Regions from separate parts of the Homo sapiens genome. Here region 1 is linked to region 2. Evidence: chromatin contacts called from ENCODE Hi-C or POLR2A ChIA-PET data. All regions are on one chromosome and are shown on one strand. Each heading gives the region's core, a stretch centred on a gene start or an enhancer-like site at or near the end of the contact. The rest is flanking DNA. Distances are from core to core; before and after follow the strand shown. Region 1 holds the start of CBX7 (chromobox 7). Region 2 has its middle 39 kb from the start of PDGFB.

What was found. Hi-C counts contacts between places; a loop is a spot of excess contacts on that map. ChIA-PET counts read pairs that join two places held with the same protein, here RNA polymerase II (POLR2A). Pooled maps may share reads with other maps.
Region 1: a loop to region 2 is called in a pooled map, with 2.1 times the contacts of the local background. The contact joins the promoter of CBX7 here to the enhancer-like site in region 2. A Hi-C loop is called at or near these places in 1 of 37 single-sample maps with no recorded cell type and 1 of 50 pooled maps. POLR2A ChIA-PET finds 5 or more read pairs at or near these places in 10 of 52 experiments (AG04449, CD4-positive, alpha-beta T cell, Caco-2 and 6 more).

The regions. Positions count from the first base shown.
Region 1 is chr22:39,149,645-39,154,880 of GRCh38, forward strand. CBX7 (chromobox 7) reads right to left here and starts at 3,036. Exons shown (of 6, transcript NM_175709.5): 1 at 2,732-3,036; 2 at 145-188. The coding sequence starts at 2,800. RefSeq lists an enhancer at 2,614-3,195 and silencers at 2,653-2,702, 2,773-3,342.
Region 2 is chr22:39,203,108-39,208,281 of GRCh38, forward strand. No RefSeq gene overlaps it. Among named protein-coding and RNA genes, the nearest start is that of PDGFB, 39 kb to the right of the region's middle. RefSeq lists enhancers at 1,888-2,827, 2,800-2,849. Within about 2 kb of position 2,369, at least 3 of the 41 ENCODE cell types and tissues checked have a DNase peak (open chromatin) inside an H3K27ac peak, as active enhancers do.

The sequences.
Region 1 (5,236 bases), core at 1,786-4,285, 53 kb before region 2:
AGATGATGATTAAATCAAGGTCAGCTGTCCAGTTACAAGAGTAGCTGGAGCTAAAAGCTAGGCAGGGGAGGGGGCAAAAGGCAGGTGGAGGAATGCATGGGTCGGTAGGCAGACAGACAGACACACACACATGAAGGAGCTTACTTTGGGGGCCATCCTTTCCACTTCACCAGATACTCGACTTTACCCTGAGAAGAGAGAGAAGCAGACACAGTGAGTCTCGTGGTTGCCCCTACAGCCACTCGGAAGGACAGTTAAGGCCCAAAGGAGCCCAGCTCCAAATCCCATCTGCAGACAGGTGTCTCCCCAACACACAAACACAATCCGGGGACTGTCCACCAGATCCTCGCCAACCCATATAACCGCGACTGCTGCATGCCCGCCCCATACTGCCCTCCCTAGGACAGCACAGGAGTGCGTCTGGCTCCAGCCACCTCTGAGGCTCCTGAGGCCCAAGCCCAGGGCTCATGTCACACACTGGGAGCTGAGACTGCATGGAGGTGTGCATGCGTGGCCAAAGACCCACAGTGTCTAGAGCCCCAGTGCACAGGTGGGAACGCTTACTTTCTTTTTTAGATTGGAAGAGTCTCCAAATACGAAAACATTCCTCTCTGGGGTAGTCCCCACGCTCCTCCCCCATCTGCTGAGTCCCCTTTCAGTCTGTGAGTGGCTGCCTCTGGCTCAGAGGTAATGGGCCAGTGACTTGAGGACTCTCAACTCAAAAGACCCTGGCAGGACCCCATGGAAGACTGGCAAAGTCTCCACCTTCAGAAGGGGTGGTCAGCCCTGTGGTTGTTAGAAAGTAGAGCCAGGCCCCTCCCTTCCTCACAGGCTTTAAAAGTTTACAGTTACGGTGGCTCAAGCCTGTCATCCCAACACTTTGGAAGGCTGAGGCTGGAAGATCGCTTGAGCCCAGGAAGGAGTTTGAGACAAGCCTGGGCAACACGGTGAGACCCCTGTCTCTGAAAAAAGGAAATTAGTTGGGCATGGTGGCACTTGTCTGTGGTCCCAGCTACACAGGAGGCTGAGGCAGGAGGATCGTTTGAGCCGGGGAGGTTGAGGCTGCAGTGAGCCATGTTCATGCCCCTGCACTGCAGCCTGGGTGACAGAGTGAGATCTTGGTGCCAAGAAAAAAAAAAGTTTACAGTCCAACCCCATTGTGAGTGAAGCCCCTGCACGCCAGAACTTTAAGACCAAAATATGATACCTCCTCACAGAGGCTTTCCCTGGTGACCCTCTCCCATGCTGTCTCCACTGGCACCTTGCAGTTCTATTTCTGCAGAGCACACAGCTCCATCTGAAGGCATCTGTCTGTATCTCCTCATTCACTGTGTGCCGCCTCTGCAGAATGCCAGCTCCCTGAGGGAAGGGGTGGATCCCTGGGGCTTAGACTGGTGCCTGGTACCTGACCAACCCTCAATAAATATTTTGAGTGACTGGCCGAAGGAATGATGATCTCGCCCTCTTGTGCTACCCTGCGGGCTCCATCGTAGAGGGAGTTAGTGCTGTGCCTGCTTCAGGCTACACAGCACGAAAAGCACTGAGCTTTGTGGAATAAATCAATTCTCTTTTAAGTGGAGAAAACCCTAGGAAAAAGGAGAAGGAGGAGGAACAGCTGCCTCAATCAGAAGAGTAAAACCCCAAGCACAGCTGGAGGAAGAAAAGATGCTCCTGACCACCTTGACCTTCACCCTTGGCCCGAGATGCCAGGACTGAGTTTTCTCTATGGAGAAAGAAGATGGGCTGCCAATCAGCCCAGTTGAGCTCCTGCTCTACCTCCCTATCTAACTTGCTCGGTGACCTTGAGCAGGTCACTTCCTCTGCCTGGGCCTCAGTTTTTGTCTCTGTTAAATGGGAGGAGGTGACCCCCTAAGGCCCCTCCCAGTCGGCCTGGAGCCTCCCAAAGGGCTGCAGGGAGGAGGAGACAAAGGAAGGACAGTAGTGCGTACCAGGAAAGGAACTTCTCCCCAAGGATTTCCCCAGCCTTAGGCGAGCCCCCTCGCCAAACAAGTGCACGGGAGGTGTAGACGCCAGGCCCGGACAAAGTCTAGCCCCAAAGTGTGGGGTTCTGAAACCAGCAGAACAGACACCTCCTTAAATTGCAGGGTGTATGTTTTGAAGAAGGCAGATGGGGTAGGAGACTAGGGGATGCCCCAGCGCAGGGGGCGGGCTTCAGAGCCCTGGCCTGGGCTAGGAGTTGAGGTGGGGGTGGGGGCGGGGAATAGGGATGTGCTCGGGTGGCGTAGAGGGGGCAGGATCGGAAAAGGCCAAAGTCCAGCAGGAAAAACTTCAGAGGCCGGAGGAGACTTTTCCAAAGCTCCACTTACAACTTGAAAGGATTTGGTGCCAAGCGTCCAGAGTCCCGAGTTCAAAACCCAGCTCTGACCATAACGCGCTAGGCAAGTCCTTTCAACTTGGGCCTCAGTCTCCCCATATTTACAATAAAAGGGGAGCGAGGTGGGATGGCGCTGAGGATCCCTACGTCCGATCCTAATCTCCAGCTCAGGCAGGCTCGGCCGCCACTAGCATCCTGGAGCGACAACTTTTGTTCTACTCGCCCTACACGGTGGCAGGGAAACTGAGGCACGGGCTGGGGAGACGGGCCCAGCAGCGCAGGGCTGCCGGGGCCCCCGCGCCCCGCTTTCCCCTTCAGCCCCAGCGTGGAGGGAGCGGTGCTGGGGACGGGAGGGACCCCACTGGGGTCCTGGGAGCCGCCCCCGGGCAGCCTCACCTTCCGCACGCGCTTCTTCCGGATGCTCTCCACGGCGAACACCTGCTCGCCGATGGCTGACAGCTCCATGCGGGGCGGCGGGCGAGCGGGCCCGGGGCCGGGCCGGGCCGGGGGCGGAGCTGCGGGGCCGCGGCTGCGGCGCGCGATGCTGGGGCTGGCGGGGTCCCCGTCACCCTCGTCCGGGCGCGCACGCGCACGCGCACGCGCGCACACCCCCTCGCGCTCCCTCACGCCGCCGACGTTCCATTTTTGAACCTGCGCAACGTTTTCCTCGGCGCCAGCGAGCGAGCGCGCGCAAGGAGGGGGCGGGGCGGGAGCGCGCGGAACGGCCGCGGGCTCGGCTCGCGCCCTGAGGGTCAGCTCCGCCCCCGAGCCCCGCCCCCATCGGAACCCCGCCCCCGGGGCCCGCCCCCGCGGGTTGCGATTGGGCCGCGGGCCGCGAGCCGCGAGCGCTGCCGTGGGACTTATTTGGCTCGGTCACCGGCTGGGGCGGGGCGGAGGCTCGCGCGCCCCGTCTTGCTGTGACGCCGGGGCGGGACGTGATCCTTAATACCCAGGCGGGCGCCTCATAGCCTCCCGGTGACTGCCAGGGGCCGAAGTGGCAGGGCCCAGTGGAGCCGACGACAAAGTCAAGGCTCAGAGCGGGGAGGCCATTTGCTCACCTCCCGCAGCGGAGGAGACTGGGCCCGAGGCGCAGCCCCTCGAGTTGCAGGAGAGCCGGGACCCAAAAGGCTTCCCACCGTGTCCGGACGTCGCAGGGCCGAGGTCTCCCTAATCCGGCCTTCTCCGCGGCGCAGTTTGGCCAGTGTCTCCACGTCCGTCCACCCACCCCTCCATCCGCCCTTCCATTTGTCCATCCACCCGACCCTCGGTGGTCGGTGCCCAGACGCACGGGTCAGACGCGGGCGCTGCCTCGAGGGCTCCCGGGCCGGGCCCTCGTTCGCGGCAGGAGCGGCCGCGGTGGAGCTGAGGTCCCCCGGGGACGGATTTTGCCGCCGCGCTGCCCCAGCCTTCCCCAAACCCGCGTGTACTGGGCGCTAGGTGCTTAGTGGGGGCTCAACCATTTGTGGCACGAGACGAACTCTTGATTCCCCACCCCCCTTCCTTTTTCGCTAACGCGCCTCCATTCCTCACTGGGAGCCCGGCGTCGTCCCTGCTCCTTCCTGTACTGACCCCAACTTCTGTCGCTCCGGCATCCCCTCGGGGACTCGGGTCTGCCTGCCCTCACCGCACCCACCTCCCAGGTTCGCCCCGTCTTTTCTCTGGACCACAGCAGAGACCTCGCGGAGCTGCCCTCCCTCCGATCTCAGCCACACAGTGCCAGAGTGTGCTTCTAAAATGCAGATCTGACGGGGTCACCCTGTGCTTAAAAATTTTCCTCCCTATTTCCCTCACAATAAAATCCAACACCTCTTTCTGGCACATAGAAAAAGAGAATAATAGATTCACACCTGACTTTTCATCAAGAGCAACAAAGCCAGAGAGAAAATAACCATCATCTTAGAATTATATATTCAGTGAAAATGTATTTCAAGAATTATGTACCCAGTATGAGGCACATGTATCCAGAACGTAGGTGAAATCATAGCACTTACAAATACAAAAACTTAAGAGTTTGCCACTGGTAGACCCTCCGGAGGGAGATTCCAAAGCTGGAACTTCAGGCAGGAAAAAGATGATCCCAGACGGAGGTCTGATGCAACTGGGAATAAAGAAAAATGAAGAACAGCGATAGTGTGAAACAATAACAATGACTTCTGGATAAAAACAGATTTAAAATACACAACAGTGATGGCATTTACTTGGGTGAATGGAGTTAAAGTGTTCTAAGATCCTTATATTCTTCAGGAGGAAGGTGAAGATAGATACCAAATACACTTTGACGAATTTAAGAATCCAGATTGTCATTACTGGGATAAACACTGTAGGACTGGAAATACTGTGTATAGTTATCCAAATTATTGGAGGAGGAAAAAGAATGATTAAACCAACCCAAACAACTGTAAAGCAGGCAAGAATGGAGAGAAAAATAAATACAAGACGGGGCAGGGAGGGGACAAATAGACGATAGCTATAAATTCGAATATTTTGTGATTCAATAAATGCAACTAAATATTGCAGTTAAAATACAAAGATTATCAGAATGCATAAATAGCTAGATGCAGTTTACAAGAGAAACCCACAAGAGACACTTCCAAAACATAAAGCTAGTGATGGTCAAAAGTAAACACATGGGGGGAAAATACCACGCAAATGCTAACGAAAAGAAGGCTGGTGCAGTTATTTTAATATCGAGGGAAAAACATCACTAGAGATAAATAAGGTCATTTCATAATGAAAAGTGTCCAATTCACCAGAAAAATAGAACAATTTCACATTTGTATGCAAATCATCTTAAAATATAAGAAACATGAAGAAGACAGCTAGATGGAGAGATAGACAAATCCACAATTATAGTGGGAGATCTTAACACTCACCCCTCCATAAGTGGTAGGAGAAGAAGAA
Region 2 (5,174 bases), core at 1,119-3,618:
GCATTCCAGCCTGGGCCACAGAATGAGACTCTGTCTCAAGGAAAGAAAGAGAGAAAGAAAGAGAGAAAGAAAGAGAGAAAGAGAGAGAGAGAGCGGGCGAGAGAGAGAGAGAAGGAAGGAAGGAAGGAAGGAAGGAGAGAAAGAAAGAAAGAAAGGTTGAAAAGGAGGAACTGTTGTTGATAACAGAAAATGTAAACTGGTGAGCCTGACATCAAATCCTGGCCGACTTCCAGGGTGGAGGAGGACACAGATGGCCGGAGAGGACCAGGGTGGGTACCTAAGTCACCAGGAGCCCACATGGTTCTCTAAGAAGCAGTTGTGGTGGCTGAACGTTTGGGTCTCTACAGGGCCACCTGGCTGGGAAACACAGGGAAAAGCCAGGAACCCTGGATGTAAATGTTGCTACGGCATTTGAACATCACTCTTGGACATTCTTGTGCTCAGATAAAAAATCGGGGCTGACCGGCAGCCTAGCTTGCTGGAGGGGAGGTATAGCTGATTGAATACACAGACCAAAATGTGGGGTTGGCTTGAAAACTGTCAGGATGGGCCACGTGTGTTGATCCACGTGGGATTGCACAGACGCACCCTGTGGGTTCTTACTGTAAAACCCCTGCGTCTGGGAAATGCTTTGTCTTCGTGGCACAAACTGTTCCTCTGTTCCTTTTGTCTCCAAGTCCCCTGTTACTCCAGAAGTCCCTTCTCCCAAGCCTTTTCTTTTTTCTTTTCTTTTCTTTTCTTTCTTTCTTTTTTTTGAGACGGAGTCTCGCTCTGTCGCCCAGGCTGGAGTGCAACGGCACAATCTCAACTCACTGCAAACTCCGCCTCCTGTGTAGCTGGGATTACAGGCAACTGCCATCATGCCCAGCTAATTTTTGTATTTTTAGTAGAGGTGGGGTTTCACCATGTTGGTCAGGTTGGTCTCAAACTCCTGACCTGAAGTGATCCACCCGCCTCGGCCTCCCAAAGCGCTGGGATTACAGGCATGAGCCACCGCGCCCAGCCCTCCCAAGCCATTTCTCTGGATCCTGAAGCTAGAGAAGACCTCAGAGAATGGTCTGATGCTGCCCAGAAACCACAAAGGTGGAACATGGTGCATCCCTGTTTTACAGACAAGGGAGGGGACTGATTCTTAGGGAAGGGAAGTGACCTGTCCTATTAGAACCCAGGCGTCAGCTCTCCACCCATCTTCACTTGGTCAAAGTTGGAGGAAAGGGGGCCTTCAGCAGCACCAGGAGGGAATGATAACCAGGCTTCCCTGTCCAGCGCCCTCCCACCATCCCCGCAGCCATGGCCCAGTTGAGATCTTCCATACCTGGGACATGCAGTCAGTCATCACTGATCCAGCCATCTGTGTTGGGAGCCTACTGTGCATCTAGAACAGCCTACTGTTCTAGATGGCGAGGGAAGAGGGACGAACGCAACAGACACAGAGGTCCTTGCCACAGTGCTCCTAGCCCAGCTTGAGCAGCCAGTGCCCCGCCCTGCCTTCCCCTCATCCACGGCCTCTGTGGTCTCCTGGTTGCACACAGAGGGTCCTATTAACCTCCGGAGGCCAGGAGGTCTGTGAGTTTGGGCCTCATATTCAGGAAAGATCTACTTCAACTTTCAAGATTTTGTAGACCCAAACACGGGTCTACAAATGGCCGTTGCATGGTAGTTGTGTCAGAAGTGTTAGTTTGATCAATGTAAACTATTTAGAATGCAGAATGGCTTTGCTACCCCTATTTGATATTTCTTCACGCTTTCAATATAACCAAGCCTTATGCACCTGCTCCAGGTAAGCACCCTGTCCTGGCTGTGACTTAGTGGCCCCCTCGGGTTGGGGCAGCTTCCATGAGCTCATGCATTTTATTTTATTTATTTTTTCATTTTTATTTTTTGAGACTGTCGCCCAGGCTGGAGTGCAGTGGTATGATCTCGGCTCACTGACACGGCCGCCTCCTGGGTTCAAGTGATTTTCCTGCCTCAGCCTCCCGAGTAGCTGGGATTACAGGCACCTGCCACCACACCCGGCTAATTTTTTTCTATTTTTAGTAGAGATGGGGTTTCACCATTTTGGCCAGGCTGGTCTGGAACTCCTGACCTCAGGTCATCCACCCACCTTGGCCTCCCAAAGCGTTGGGATTACAGGCCTGAGCCACTGCGCCCGGCCAGAGCTCATGCATTTTAAAGGTGAGAAAGCCAAGGCATGTCTTCTCCCCCTCCCCCAGCTCAGCCCCCTCACAAAACATGCACAGGTGCACACAAGCATACATGCATGAACATTTGCCTATGCACACATGCTGACCGTGCACACACACATGCACATGCACACTGGACAACTGCACACACTCCCGCCCCAGACCCTGGCTGTGCCCTCCTGTGAGTCACAAGGTGACTCACAGGCACCTCCCTCCTCTCTGATCTTCAGGGTAGGGGAGAGACAGTAAAAGGGAGAGGGAGAAGAGATGTCTCAAAGCCAAACCTAAGAAAGTGACTTTGGGTCCAGCTGGGGCCTGAGGGACAATCAGGGTCAGGGCTGGGGATCCAGGGTGTCCTGCCTGTGCCAGCCCGGAAAACAAGGCACATCAGCACCAAGTCACCAAGGCCCTCCTTCTCTCACAAGCTCCCCTCCCTGTGGGCTCTTTCCCCGCCTGCTGGACCCAGGTTCCAGCTGGAGGGGAGGAAGCCACTAAGATGCAGTGGGGGAAAGTGATGCCCTCACAAACATAATACCACGACACCACACCCCGGGACACCCCCCAGTCACCACCCACAGCCTCCCAGTGGCTTCGTGGGGGATGTGGGTTGTTCAGACTGCAGCCAGCAATCACCAATAACCACCTGGCCCCAACACATCCCTGGCCTAGACACAAAGTCTTCAAATACCCAGGCCTTTTTTTTTTTTTCAGACAGAGTTTCGCTCTTGTTGCCCAGGCTGGAATGCAGTGGCGCGATCTTGGCTAACCGCAACTTCTGCCTCCCTGGTTCAAGCAATTCTCCTGCCTCAGCCTCCCGAGTAGCTGGATTACAGGCATGTGCCACCACACCTAGCTAATTTTGTATTTTTAGTAGAGATGGGGTTTCTCCATGTTGGTCAGGCTGGTCTCGAACTCCCGACCTAAGGTGATCTGCCCACCTCAGTCTCCCAAAGTGTTGGGATTACAGGCATGAGCCACCGCGCCCAACCTACGCTTTTTTTTTTTCAGCTTCAATCACCTGGGCTTGAGTGATCCTCCTGCCTCAGCCTCCCAAGTAGCTAGAATTACAGGAATGTACCACCACGCTCTTTTTTTTTTTTTTTTTTTTTCGGTTGTAGAGATGGGGTTTCTCCATGTTGCTCAGGCTTGTCTCAGACTCCTGGCCTCAAGCAATCCACCAGCCTTGGCCTCCCAAAGTGCTGGGACTGAAGGATGAGCCACTGTGCCCAACCTTCACCTGGTTCTTTACATGCAATCCCTGGGAAGGCTGTGTAGACAGAGTGGGAAGAGTCACTTGGCTTCACAGACGGAAGCCTGGAAGGGGCAAGGCAGGATTTGAAACCCAGGGAGGGGCTGGGGGTTCTGGAGCGCTAGCTTCCAGAGGGTGGAGGCCAGGTCACCGCTGATTTTGGTGGTCATGTTACCTGTACCCCACCCGGGCCATAACCTCCATGGAGTGAGCGGCAGGTGCGCTGGGAGAGCTGGGGGTCTGGGGTCAGGACTGCTGGGGGTGGGGCGACCTGGCCAAGTCAGCACCCCACCCCTGCCTCAGTTTCCCCATTTGAGGAATTTGCCATTGCTGACTCTTCTGAAGCTCTATTATACCAGGACTCAGAAAAGAAAATGAGGGTACCCTGAGGCTGTCTGCAGCTGGGCTGACTGATGGGGGGACCTCTAAGGATGCTTCCCCGCTGTTCCCCTGTTGCTGCCCCCAACTCAGCTGCCAGGGAAAGACGCCCAATATCCCCATTTCCTCAAAGCCCCCTCCTCATGGGAGTCCTCCTCTGGGCTGAACCCTGGACTCCATTCTCCTCTCCTGTCCTGGGGGGCTGGGAGGGAGGTGAATTGGGCCTGACCTGAGCCTCCTGGGGAGATGGGGCTTGGAGAGTAGGGTCAGCCCTGGGTCTAGAAGCTTCTCCCTAGCAGTGCCCAGCTGCTTCCCAGGCCATAGACAGGTGGCCTGGAGCAGGGCTGGGGCAGGCCTCAGGCGGCCCCCACACCCCTGCTTCCGCCTTGAATAGCAGAAACATTCCTACATCTGTCATGGGAAGACGGCCAGCTCCGCCTTCACCCAGGAAACCAAACATTCCCGCTGTGCCCAGCCTTCTTCCCACAAAGTATCAGGGCGTTCGGGGCACCCCACCCCACCCCATGGCCAAGGGGCAGGTGTGTGGGAGAAACCCCCAAGACCTGAGACCTCAGCTTCTGCTGCAGATGCCTGCTCCCTTCCTACACACACACACACACACACACACACACAATACTACCAGCAAAACACAGACATACTCACAGGTGCAAAAGCTCCCAGCCACACCCACAGACAGCTGTACACACACGAACACACACTGGCCACTCACCACAGACCCACAGAGAGGGGGTGCAAACATGCACACACAGTGTTGTTCCCTGCAGCTGAGCTCCCAGAGAACGGAGATCCTGACTCAGTAGTGCTGGTGCACAGTAGGTCTGCAGTGAGTGCCCTTCGGCACCTACCAGCTTTGAACCTCAGTGTGAGGGGTATATTCCTCCATCCACTCCGTTGCCCTCTTCCGCCGCTAGGCTGTGAGTTTCCATGGACAGGATCCTTGTCTGGGGCACAGCTGCATCCCCAGAACGAACACAAGACTTGGTACGTAGCAGGTACCATCCCACAGGATCATGGTCCTGCTGTCACTCCTCCAATCTCCCAAACCAGCTTCCAAGTCACTGCCTGATTCTTCAGGAGAGGAGAGGTGGTCTTGCCATCCTGCCAGAACCCAGGGCACCGAGCCCCTCCTCTCTCACGCACTCAAAGTCACCACTATCTGACCCCTCACCCCTGCACCCTCATGTCCCCAGCCTGCCCCGCCCTTCTCCCAGGACATGGTCCTGCCTGTCCTGCCTCCTGCCCTGGCCATACTCACTTCCCTGCCGCAGTCTGGCCAGCCTCAAGGTCAAGTTCACTGTGCCAGGTGTGAGGGTGAAGAGGACACCCTCAGTCCCTGTCTCAGG